Regions from separate parts of the Mus musculus genome. Here region 2 is linked to region 1. A link is a contact called in ENCODE Hi-C or POLR2A ChIA-PET data. All regions are on one chromosome and are shown on one strand. The core of a region is the stretch at or near the end of the contact, and the rest is flanking DNA. Distances in the headings are between cores, read along the strand shown.

Region 1 (6,712 bases), core at 2,086-4,585:
ATCCTGGGCCACTCTTTATGGAATGGTGGATTCTCAGGGCTGTTTGTGTAATTGCTTCTTGTAAATGAGCTGCTATTCTGGAAGGCTTTCCGGTAAACCGCTCTCCTTCGCCATCTGGTATCCAGTTGTTTTAACCGGGTTTCCAGTATCTGCCTGCATCAGCCCTTAGGAACCTTTTAAACCTTCGCAAAATGAAGTCATTGAAGTTTACACGTCCAGTCTCACAGTTGTTCAGAGTCACTTTGAAGCGAAGGCACGGAGGGCCTGAGAGACAGGAGGAGACATAGAGGACTCTGCTTATCCCTGTCTCAGGTGGTCAGACTGGCTGGGTACCACTGAGGCTGCAGTGGCTCCTTCCCTCTGCTTTGAGCTTGGGAGACTCTTGCGATGAGGAGGTAAGGAGGGAACTGCTGATGATAACCCGGGAAGGAAGTGACTGTCTTTGGATCCAGGTTAAACCAGATCTGCAAATCTTCTCTTGGAGCGAACTGTCTGGTCACCCCGTGCCCACCCTGACTGTTGGTTCTTTCTTGTTGCATCCCCTTTCCTGCTTAAAACACACCGTGCTTGGAAACACAGGAGCAGAGAGATGCGAGCATGTGCGCACTGCTAGCTCTAAGTTCTGCTGTGTCTCCCTGGGCATGGGGACCACTGTGTGAATACAAAACACTTGAGATGCAGATGAGAATCTAGGTCCAAAGACTTTGGCTCTTGGACCACATGGCCTGTCTCTCTCATCTCCAATTCTAATGACTACAGATAGCGTAGGCGTCTGGAAACCTGAGGAACAGGGAGCCCTAATTATAAAGAAAATCTAAACCTTTCTTAAAAGTTTTTTTTCCCCCCTGAGGAACTGTGGAGAGATTTTCAAATGATGTCCTAAGGGAAGGTCCCTCCCCCTGGGTCCTCCTGTTTGTCAATTTTTGTCCCCTGGTGTGTTGATGTGTCCGCTTTTGTCTGCTGGGAAAAAGCCGGGTTCATATTCCTGGGCGTGAGAGTAATGCTCACTCTCAGCACGGCTCTTCTCACCTGGGGTTGGCCTCCCGAGGGAGCATGAGCTGCAGACCCGAGAGGCAATGTGGGGATCACATCCACGCCGCCCAGGCAGGCTTCCTCCATACCCACCCGTCATGACCTGGATGCTAAAGCCCTGTCCTTGGGGGGCCTCTGCCTCCCTTGTGCTGCCCCCTCCCTCGCCGGCTCCTCCAAGCTCTGCTGATCTCTCCATCCTCGTTGGCTTCCTCTCCAAAAATCTCTTCCTCCGAGCCACCCATCCCCTCAGCCACTCCCACACTCTTCACCTCGGTGAGCTCTCCATCAGCCTCTGTCTTGTGGCAAAGGTGTAGTGCCTGAGCCAGGAGATCAAGTCTTGCCTTCCTAAAGAGCTGGGGTAGAGACGGTACTGTCTTTGACATGATGTAAGAAACGCTTGAGGTAGCAGCCTAGAGGTGGGGACATTTGAACCCATTTCTATTTCCTGCCTATTGTCCTGTGCCTGAAATTAAGTTATCCTTGCGTGAGAGACGTAAGCAGCTTCCTTGGAACGCCTCATTTTCCTTCATATTCAGTGGCATTGTTTAATTCACTTGCCTTGCTTCTTTAAGTTATATACAAAAGTGTCTGGTACCCAAAGAGAGACTTCAAGATGGACAGTGTTGGCAGACGTGACACTGTGTTATCCTTGCTGTTTTCTGTTAACCCGGGTAAACGATGCTCCACTTGTGGTCTTCCTGAAACCAAGAAGACAGAGCTTTGTCATTAAGCTTGACTGTAAGGCCCGTACAGATGAGTCTTGTTGAGGTTGTGCCCTGCAAGGTTTCCTTCTCTTGTGAGGCTATGCCGGGGCCTAGCAAACATAGAAGTGGATGCTCACAGTCAGCTATTGGATGGATCACAGGGCCCCCAATGGAGGAGCTAGAGAAAGTACCCAAGGAGCTAAAGGGATCTGCAACCCTATAGGTGCAACAACAATATGAACTAACCAGTACCCCTGGAGCTCGTGTCTCTAGCTGCATATGTAGCAGAAGATGGCCTAGTCCGCCATCTGTGGAAAGAGAGGCCCATTGGTCTTGCAAACTTTATATGCCTTAGTACAGGGGAATGCCAGGGCCAAGAAGTGGGAGTGGGTGGGTAGGGGAATGGCAGGGGGAGGGTATAGGGGAAGTTGGGATAGCATTGGAAATGTAAATGAAGAAAATACCTAATAAAAAATAAGAATAAAAAAATAGAGTACTGGAGTCCCTGTGAAACTGGATCCTGTCACTGGGATCAGTAGAGTGGTTTGAACCGGGATCCAGGAAGTATATGTGTTGACACCTTAACCCTAATTCCTGTTCATGGACCTCAGAGGATTGGAGGTGGCTAAGCTTGGCTATGGTTATCAGGGTGACATCCATGGGAGACTTGAGGGGTTTTGGAAGAGCAGATGAGAGAAGAAGTGGACACTTTCTAGCTCCATGCTACACCACACACTTCATTATGACTACTTAACATGAAGCCCTCATTGGACACCAAGCAGAGACCAGGCCCTGGTTCATACTCTTGGACCTCTCAGGCCCCCATGAGCTAAATAAACTTCTCTCCTTTATAAATTACTCAGCCTTTACCTTTTGTTCTTAAATCAACGGAAAGTAGCCAAAGGTCAGAAACATGGCCAGGACCCACCCAAAGGATTTGGTCCCTTTGAAGACTGCAGTTTAACACAACTGTCACTGCCAACTCCTTCCTAAATTACGTTCTTCATCCACCCGGTACCCAGGGCACTCAGCATGATCTGCAGTGGAAGGGAACAGCTCGTAAGAAAGGATGCGGCATCTCCCTGAACAGCTCTATTTAACAGTACCATTGCGGGCCGGAGAGGTGGCTCAGGGGTTAAGAGCACTTGCTCCTCTTCCAGGGGACCTGGGTTCAATTCCTAGCACCCACACAGAGGCTCACAACTGTCTTTAACTCCAGCCCTAGGGGATCTGATGCCTTCTTCTGTCCCCTACTACCCACACATAGACATCCGTGCAGGCAAATATTCACACATATTAAAAATAATTTTTAAAGTAACATAGCATAAGAGTTTTACTAGTTTTCAGACTAAATTCCACAATTTTAAGGTTCTGTCTGAGGTAACAAGAGGCTGTCCTGCCGGTGACACAGGCTTAACTGCCTGCTTAAGCCAGCCTTGGAATCAGCATGGTCCTGTGGCTCTGTAAAGGGCCACACTGGGGACAGCGAGGGAGCACAGAGTCTGTTTTGCCTGCTCACTTCTCTGAGGAGAGACTCCAGAGATCTGCCTGCAAAGACACATTCCTGCCATAGCCTGGGTGCGCTTGCCCTTTAAGGCGGGACTGGATCCAGCGTGAATCGCAGACTGTGCCGAAGACCTTGTCCAGTATAAGCAGAGCAGGCCTGGAGTTTTAGTATTTGGGTGTTCCAAGGCAACATTTTGCTGAGAAGTATTAAAGTGTAACCAAATCTTACAGAGAACACACTGTTCCTGCAATATTTCCAGGGCATCTGATCAATGGGGGATATGAGAAAGAGAAATAAACAAAAAATAAAAAATAAAAAAAAGACAGAGAACGGAGCAGGCAAGCGTGCTCACAGGAAACCAAGCAGAGCAGAGGAAATGATTCTCAAAGTAAATACAGATAGCCGAGGAGAGAAAGCTATGTCTGTCTGTCTTGCTCTGAGCCTGGGTCAGGCTACGGGAGTCTGGTGGGGCTATGCTGGGGATTTTTATCTGGAGCCTCCTCTCTCCATAAGCTCAGCTGTCAGAGGCAATGCCAGGAGCAGCCAAGACAAAACCCAGTCAGGGAAGGAGGTACGGTTGCAGGATAAAACAGTATGGGAGCTGAGGGCTGGCTGCCAGCAGGCCAGGCATCCCTGAGACCCAGCAGGAATTTTACTTGAAAGAAAGCAGGGCTCTTGGTGAAGGGTGTGGATCCGATCATTGATGTGAACTCAGGGGACTCACCCAAGAGGACTCACCCAAGAGGACTCACCCAAGAGAACTCTGTGGCTTAAGTCTTGTCAGTGCTAGAATAGTTTCCTACTCACTGGGCCCCAGAACACACAGAATACCTTCTGGTATCAGGGACATGTGTAGAACATGACACCTACAGAGGGCGGGCTCTCGTCCTCAACAGCATTGACACAGGGTCACATTGTTCCTGGCTGTGGGACAGTCATGGGGATTTTTATGGCAGTGGGCAGCAGCCATGGCTTCTTCACAGATACTAATAATACTTCCCCTATAGTGTCCCCCCCCAACCCCGACCCCCAATGAGTTTAGACGTTGTCCCTGGGGATTGGTAGGAATGGTCACAATCACCACTGGTTGAGAAACCATGCTACAGATGAAGGAACCTCAACCCAGAAAACACACATGGTACCTCTGAGGCTGTGCAGGGAGAAGCTGCGAAACCAGATCCTCAGAGAACCGGATCTATCTGGAGCTTTTGTCTTGCAACAGAAAAAGACCACCCTGTCCGGTCAGCCCTGAGCAGTCGGGAGCCTGGACTCCACGTCTTCTTTGCTGTCTCTCTGTCAACTCTGTTGCTCCATATCTTTGAGTCTTGATGTATCAAAATGGGTTTTGATGAGAACATCAGCCTACAGGGTTCTGGGCTGAGTCCAGCAAAGCTACACAAAGCAGGCAGGGCATGAGGCGAGCAAAGAGTGTCGTGTACAACTTCCTTGTAATCTGACACAATTTCCATGATTCCTAACTCAGGTCAGGTTCTTATTCATGACCTTGGCTTGAATGAGGTGTTCCTTTCTAGCTTTTAGGTGGTCCCTTCTGTCTGGGATACTTCCCACCAAGCTGTTCATATGGCTTTCTCTTCCTCACATTAGGAGATAGTTCTCTTGCATGTCCACAGAGAAGGTAGAGGGTTCTTTTTTTTTTTTCTTGAATGAATATGGCTTTATTACAGACAAGATATATGACAAAGTTCTCCGTGTGGTAAAGTTCATAGGTAACAATAATTTCAGAATGACATGCACACGAGATGCCCTGTATGGACACACTTACAATTGTGTAACACATAGTACTAAGAGAGGCATCAGGAACTGCACTTGTATGACACTCAGGACTGAACGAAACATACATCTGCATCATTCAGACCTGTCATCTACCCACACAAAAAAATGCTCAAACAAGAAGCCAGCATCCTCGCCCCTTCAGTGTTAGACTCACAACTTCTGAGACTTTGCATTTACCTTTATAGCGGAAACTTTTCAAATATAAGAATTATGCTACAGATTCCCCACAGGATTTTCTTTTCTTCATATATATATGAGATCTCCAGTAACCTTAGTTGGATATGATTTTCTTTTTCTTGAGACAGGCTTCTTATACTGCTTCCCTATAGTAACCCCAGAGCGGTAGACAGAAACAGCAGCAGTGGGCAATCTGCTGGGTAGAAAGCCTGCCTACAGGCGCCCATGAAAGTATCAGACAGTAAGGAGTTTCCTTAGAGAATGCCTTACAACCTAAACTAGGGCCTCATTATGAAGTCAAAACCCACTGAAGGACAGCTGTGTGCCTAATTTACCAACCGAATGGAAGCTGTCCCTTACTCTTGGTCAGTACTGAGAAGTGGCGACCAGTTGGGAAGTAGCTGGATCAGAAATGTGATACGGGACAATCACACCGACAGCAGTTTGCAATATAAGTTTCCAAGTTTGAAAAGACGAGTTAAGCGACTATAGGTCAGGGTTCTCGAGACTCAAAACGGTAAAAAACCTGTGTCAAATGTCTTTATGTTCGTAAGAGGACATAGTAATGGACTGAGGGGTCCTGGGTCCATTCTTCATCAACTGTGTTAATGAGCCGCAGGAAGCCAAGATCATAAGGGAGTGGAGCATCACAGAAAGCTTTGGACCCCTCCCTGGCAATGATCCTTCCTAGTTAGGAACTGTCACAGAGTGCTGGAGCTGAGGGTCAGGAGGACTGTGGGCAAGGTGGAAAAGGAAAATCAGATGTTTTCTGTCTTAAGCCTGGGGGTACAAATTGCTTCTCTCCACTCGAATTTGAAATGGCCAGTTCAGGCCAGTTAGGCATGATTCTTCAAGGGAAATAATATAATGATCACCTGGAGAGAGAGAGAGTTGGGCTTGCTGGGGAAACACTTGACCCAGGTCTGAAGCCAGGATGGGAGCCCTCTTGGACAGCACACTGTTGTAAGGATCCATTGTAGAATAAAGAGCACCCCTCGTGAAGCCCCTCACATTGTTTTGGAAAAGTAAAAGGATTTTCACATACACTTGCTTGCTCACATAGATCCTTGAAGTACTGAAATTGACACATACCCCGGTGGTAAGAGCATGCCCCAGGCCCCTCAGTCATCCCCCCCCACACACACATACACACTTAGAAACTCAAGCTCGTCCAGTTAGCCAGCCTCTAAGTCACAGCCAGGCTTTCATCCTCTCATAAATAATATGTAGAATTCCAGAGGCAAATGCAGGACCCAGAGTTCCCTTTTTACCTGGTTTCATGCAAGAAGCTGTGCTCTGAAGGCAGGATGGCAGCCTTCCCTGGATAGCACACTGCTGTAAGAGGGACCAGAAGGGCCCCGAACCCAGACGTGGCCTCTGGCACGGATTCTAGTTGAAGGAGAACTGAAGTAGATTTTCCTCTTGAAGTCAAACCTTACCTCCATCCTCTGTCCAAGTGCAGCCAGGTCTGGCCAGCCAGGAGCCTGCTGGGATCCCT
Region 2 (6,233 bases), core at 259-2,758, 38 kb before region 1:
TTGTGTTGAGGAAGGAAGAGCGAGGTTTAAATGTTGATGAAACCACACATGGCTCCAAGAGATGGTCATTAAGGTGCAAACTCTTCTATTCTGTGCAGTTGTCATTGTAGAGCAACAGGCCACCATTGTCCACAGCTGAGTCCTGCTGCGGCCGAGGGACAACTGGTAGCCACAATGCAGAGTGTATTTTGAAAATACCCCAGAAAGAGATAGTAGGTCGAGATTGATATCTGAGAAGACCTAACAGCTCAGAAGAGAGCAACCATCTTTTTACCACAAAATCTGTTCTGGATCATCCTCTGGGGTCTCCAAGAAGCCTTTCAGAATCAAGTTGACTTTCTTGATTTTTTTTCCTCCCTTCCTCCCTTCCTCCCTTCCTCCCTTCCTCCCTTCCTCCCTTCCTCCCTTCCTCCCTTCCTCCCTTCCTCCCTTCCTCCCTTCCTCCCTTCCTCCCTTCCTCCCTTCCTCCCTTCCTCCCTCCCTTCCTCCCTTCCTCCCTCCCTCCCTTCCTCCCTCCCTCCCTTCCTCCCTCCCTCTCCCTTCCTTCCTCCCTCCCTTCCTCCCTCCCTCTCCCTTCCTTCCTCCCTCCCTCCCTCCCTCCCTCCCTCCCTTCCTTCCTTCTTTCCTTCCTTCTCTTTCTCTTATGTTTGTGTTTCTAAGCAAGAATCTTCCTATATAGGCCACATTGGCCTGAAACTCAGAGCAATCCTCCTGCTGCAGCCTCCCAAGTGCTGAGATTACAGGCACGCTCACCACAATGGTTCTGACGTGGCCTTTCTAAACATCAAAGCCCATAGACTCTTCAGTCTGGATTATTCTTTGCTGTAGGGCTGTCCTGTGCATGGTAGTCCTGAAGGCTTGAGTTGGCCTCTACTGAGAAACACTGTTTTAAACCAAAACAAGGCAAAGAAAAATTGGGCAAGCGCCTGGGAAGCTGGCTTCAGGTGTGGAGCCCTGTCAGCTGCCTGTTGTCCTTTCCCACAGCTGTGTGGAGGGTATTACACACTTGCTTCACAGCCCTCGAAGGCAAGGGGGGCAGTACAAAGACAGAGGCTGCACTACACAGGTGCTCCAGCCAGTGTTGGCTGGATGACTAATGAATGAATGAATGAATGGGTGGATTATGTAACCTATGGTTGAGAGAACTCTGAGGAGGAGGGGCCTCCTTTCCTGGGTTCCCTTGTAGCCCTAGCCCACCCAGAGCTGCGTATGTGCTTCTGCAGCATGGAGAAAAGGAGCAGGCCATGCGCTAGCTCCTAAGTCCTAGATCTGCATTGCACAACTGACTCACGGAGCCCTAAAGACCCCAGAAGCACGTGTGAGTGATCAGCTATTGGCTCGTCTTTCCCTTGATTCTCAAAATTCCAGGTTGTCAGATTACATTCACACAAAGATCCTGCTGAACCAGAAAGATGTCACACCTGGTCTACCCCACCCCTTCCTCTGGTGAACTGGAGAGATGCCATGCAGGCCTGCCCTTTGTTCCCTGTGACTGGTGACACCAAAGTCTCCTGATTCTAAGAAGGACCCATCGTATCCCTTCCGTTTAAAGTGTCCTGTATGTATTCCAGCTTCTGCAGAGGCCTCCTGTGGATGCAAAGCACACATCAACTTGGCAAAGCCTCATCTTGACACGAAAGAAACAAAACCCTGCCAAAAACCAAGGGGCAGCAACAGCAAAGAGACACTCAGGACTTGTTTGTATGTTTAATTTACAATTTCAATGCTATGACAAAAATAAAGTAGGAAAGATGTGGCTTTGCTCATGCTTTCAGAGATTTCAGACTGTGGTCCTTGGCCCAGTGCGCTCTGGGTCTGTGCAGAAGGAGGAACTTCATAGAGGTGGGAGCTAATGATAGGGACATAGCCATGTCATAGCCGATAAAGGAGAGACAGTTATAGATAGATAAACACACACACACACACATATGCACACACAGGTAGACACAGATACATAGGCACACACACACACAGACACAGGGTCACAGACAGAGATAGAGATGGACACAGACAGATAAAGACTCACACAGCGTCAGACAGAGGCACACACACACACACAGAGATAGAGACAGAGATAGACAGAGACAGAGACACAGACAGACAGACATAGACATAGACAGACAGACAGACAGGCAGGCAGACAGAGACATGTTTTCTGTGACATACTTCCTCCAGCTACCCCTCCCCAACATCTAAAGTTTCCAGAACCTCCTAAAATAGCACCAGCAGTTGAGAATCGCGTCTTCAATACGTGAGCCAACCATACAGCGTTGCATGTCTCCTGCTAAAAATAACAAAAGTACGAGTCACCGAGAGGGAGGTAGAGTTGACTCACACTGATTGAGCCACTGGCGTTCATGGCAGTATTGACATTGCTTGTTGGACAGCGGGGAACTGTTAAGAGCCTGTTTTCACTTTCCCAAATTTCCATAAAACGTTTACAAAACACACTTGCTTTTAGTATGATTGTATGGGGAAAGCCATTGGCTCTCCACGCCCTTGGTGTGTGAGGTACGTGTCATAACAAAACAAGAGAGAGGGTGGGTAGGTGGGTAGCCCAGTAGCTACCTCTACAGTGCGTGGCTAGCATGTACAGGACGTTGGTTCAAACCTCAGCAGCAGAGCGGTGGCACATACTGCAATCCCAACAGCCTACCCATAGGTAAAGGCTGGGGGCCCAAGAGCTCGAGATCAGCCTTGGGTATATACAGTAAGCCTGAGGTCGGCTTGGGCTACACTAGACACTGCACGAATCTTCTTAAAAATGTTTACATGGAGTAAACTTGCAGGTAGAACTATTGATGTTCCTCACAAGTTTTTCAAACTTTTTGAATAGTTCCCCCCCCCTTTTTTTAAAGATTGACTTTATTTTGATATTTTATAGAATCTGTTCTGGCAAGAGCCTAGTCACTATTTTAATGGTTGAGAGTGACATGTTAAATAATTAAGCCCTATCTCTTTATGTAGCTAAGACCGCAGAATAGCATCTGTGACATCCTAAGGAAAGCACCAAGCATTGTAATGCCTCAGAACTGGAGAAGTTGGGGCTTGGCCACAACCCCAAAAGATCCAATTTCTGCTTTCAAATATCCTCCATCCTACTGAAGGTCCCTGAGATTAGTGAGCGGCACAAGCACCATGAACTTGAGAATCGACTCTCTGAGAACGTAGCATGTTCTGCGGTGCCCTGTGATGTCAGGGATGCCCCCTCGGATGCTTTCACTTCAATTCACCTCCTCGCTTGTCAACAAGAAGGTTGTGGTCACTTCTCAGGTACATCCACCTCGTTTTGTGAGATAGAATCTCACCCTAACTGGTCATCAAACCCCAGGGACCCAACTGTCACCGCCTCCCCAGAGCTGGCATTACAAGCATGCACCACCACACACACCTTTTTAAGCGTGGGTCCTTGAACTTGGGTCCTCACGCTGTCAAGGCGGACACTTGACTTCCTGCACTGTCTCCCAGGCTTGGTGCCAGTCCTCATTGAGGAATAAGCCAGACATCCAGCAGTTGTATTTGATCTAAAGCTACCCCATCTTGTCCCTGTCACCTAGGTGTGCACAACACGAGCTTTCTGTACTCTTTATCCTAGAAGACAGAAGCCATCTCTGCACACCAAGGACCATAAGACAATATGGATTTCATGACTCCCTCAAACGTTCGTTAAGGCTGGCCTGTCAGGGTTGGGAGTACACATATAACTTAATATACATCTTTTTAGGTCCATAACAAAAAGTGTTGTATGCTTGCAACCAGAACAGCGCCATATCCTAATTATTATTTATTATTGTCATCAAAGCCACAGCTACTGGTCTTGATAGTGAGAGCTAACATGAAATAGATATTGACAAACTATTCACCGATTTAATCATCTCTCCAGCCACTTGTGTTTGCAAATGAATCTCCTGTCAACATCAAATCCTCATCAGCATTCCACACTCAGTGTGTGAGGATCATGTAAAATTGATGAGCTCAGATTTCTATTAAATGCACTACCTATTTCTGGGGTTACTTATATGGGCTTTCTGGAAGCTTGGAATCCTGGTGTCTTATAAACAAGACAGGCTCTGGCCTTTTACTTTAAAAGGGTCTTTAGAAAGCTTTTAGGACTATGCTGAGATGGAGTGCTCGTTAGAAAGATTGGAAAGAATGGAAAATTCCATGTGTGTGAGATTCCTGGGTAATATGTACAAATTAAGACTGTAAAGAAATTGATGGGAGCAATGTACATTTAATTTCAATATTTTGTGTGAATGTGTGTGTATGCACCATGTGTGTACATTGTCTGGGGAGACCAGAAGAGGGGGCTCAGCTCCCCTGAAATGAAAACGAAGTTCTAGATGGTGGGTGCTGGGAATTGAACTGGAGTTCTCTGGAAGAACTGCTAATGCTTTAAACCATTGAGTCATGTCTCCAGTCCTTTATATTTACTTTTAATTTATGTGTCTGTGTGTGCTGCATGTGTGTGCAGGTGCCCTTGTGGCCAGAAGAGGGCGTCAGATGCCAGTGGAGTTATGGGCAGTTATAAACCGACCAATGCAAGTATTGGGAGGCGACTCACATCCTTTGAAAGAACAACAGTTGCTCTAAAGCTCCGAGTCATCCCTCCAGTCCTAACAGGACATTGTTACTCATGTATTTATTTGCCTAGAAGTTCTATGTTGGCCTTAACCATAACGGGACCTAACTCTTGGCACCAAACACTATGCGAATGTTGAGGTATTATTTCCAAGCCCTGGGAACAGCTGCTGTTTATTGTGTTACAGTCGCCACCTCCTGAAGAATGTGATTCTGTTTCAAAGATATCCAAGCACTGACCAGGCAGCCTCAACCCAGATGAGCTGTGGCAACCAACGTGGCACGCTGTTATCCTGCTGTTATGAGGTGCACTCCATCAAGTGGTTCCAGATCCTTCTCCCCTGTGCCTGCAAGGGGAGGCTCTGTTGACTTTGGGGGGGCTGTAAATCCGAGTGGCACTTTTATGATTGAGGGGTAGACAGTGGTAGAGGATTTGTGTGACGCTCTATGAAAATTAGCAAATGCTGCAAACTCTGAGTCAGGAAGATTCATGGGAGGCAAGCCTGGGTTGCAAAAGGCATGGAGGCTTCCTGGAATCCGTGAGCTTCTGAGGATTACAAGAACGATCCCGAGGAGCTTGCCAAGGCCGCTCCTGTGGGATTAAGTGCACGGCCAGCTCTCAGACTATTCCTTGTATTGCATGGCTTGGGAATGCAGGGGCAGGGAGACCGCTAAATACCCTTGGCACTTTGAACTCTTTCAGCTTAGCACCCCTTGACATCATCAAAAATTTTTTTCTTTCTGTTTAGGGGAAGAAAGAGAGAGAGAGAGAGAGAGAGAGAGAGAGAGAGAGAGAGAGAGAGAGAGAGAGAGAGAGAGAAAGGAAGGCAGACCTAATTTGAGAAGCCCCATCCTCACCACAACCCTCTTTAGAACAAATGAACATTTTTCTCATGAGAAAGGTGGTTGACCTTCAATGAAGGACCTTTTGCTCCTGAAAAAAATTAGGAAATAATGTAATAGCTTATGTGTAGGTTGAGGCACTGATCTTATCCACACATTTTTTTTTTTACTGTTCTCAAAGGCTAGAGAAAATGGGATATCTGAATTTTTTAAGATTTGAAATATATAATTCGACCTAAAATAATCTCACTTTTAAGGACTTGGTCTGAGGAAATAAATAATTATAACTGACAAGAGTGAAAGTCATTTCAGAACTGCTCATAAGATCAAAAATGGTCTACTTTTATGTCAAAATGTTATAGATGACGTAAACAGTGTCATCTATAATGTGTTTCTAGAAGTACTCTGAGCTAGAGAGCTGGCTCTGTAGCTAAGAGCCCTTGCTGCTCTTACTGAGGACCCAGGTTTGGTTCTCAGCACCTATTTTAGGTGGTGCACAGCCACCTGTAACTCCAGTTCCAGCGATCAAACAGCATCTTCTGGTGTTCCTGAGTACTGCAAACATATGTGTGCACATGGGATTTGTTCACACAGACACGGGTGCACACATGTGCATGCACACGTGTAAATAAAAACAATGGAAATAACCACTTCAAAAATGCATAGCAGGCTAATGCCTTTCTCAGAAGATTTTCCATTATGGCGGAGAACTTGGAGAGATGGACAGACAGACTGATTTCTAGCAGAGGTTGTTCATGGTGCCATAGAGTCATCTCTCAGAGAAGATTTGTTCTGATGATGCTGGCTAC

Evidence for each region. Hi-C counts contacts between places; a loop is a spot of excess contacts on that map. ChIA-PET counts read pairs that join two places held with the same protein, here RNA polymerase II (POLR2A).
Region 2: a map of gastrocnemius shows a loop between it and region 1 (2.2-fold over the local background). The contact joins two enhancer-like sites. A Hi-C loop is called at or near these places in 1 of 37 maps with a recorded cell type or tissue (gastrocnemius). POLR2A ChIA-PET finds 5 or more read pairs at or near these places in 1 of 5 experiments (Patski).

Annotation. Positions count from the first base shown.
Region 1 is chr16:93,068,981-93,075,692 of GRCm38, reverse strand. No RefSeq gene overlaps it. Among named protein-coding and RNA genes, the nearest start is that of Gm30474, 60 kb to the left of the region's middle. Within about 2 kb of position 3,335, at least 2 of the 3 ENCODE cell types and tissues checked have a DNase peak (open chromatin) inside an H3K27ac peak, as active enhancers do; they include gastrocnemius, where a contact is called at or near this core.
Region 2 is chr16:93,105,903-93,112,135 of GRCm38, reverse strand. No RefSeq gene overlaps it. Among named protein-coding and RNA genes, the nearest start is that of Gm30474, 23 kb to the left of the region's middle. Within about 2 kb of position 1,508, at least 1 of the 3 ENCODE cell types and tissues checked has a DNase peak (open chromatin) inside an H3K27ac peak, as active enhancers do; it is gastrocnemius, where a contact is called at or near this core.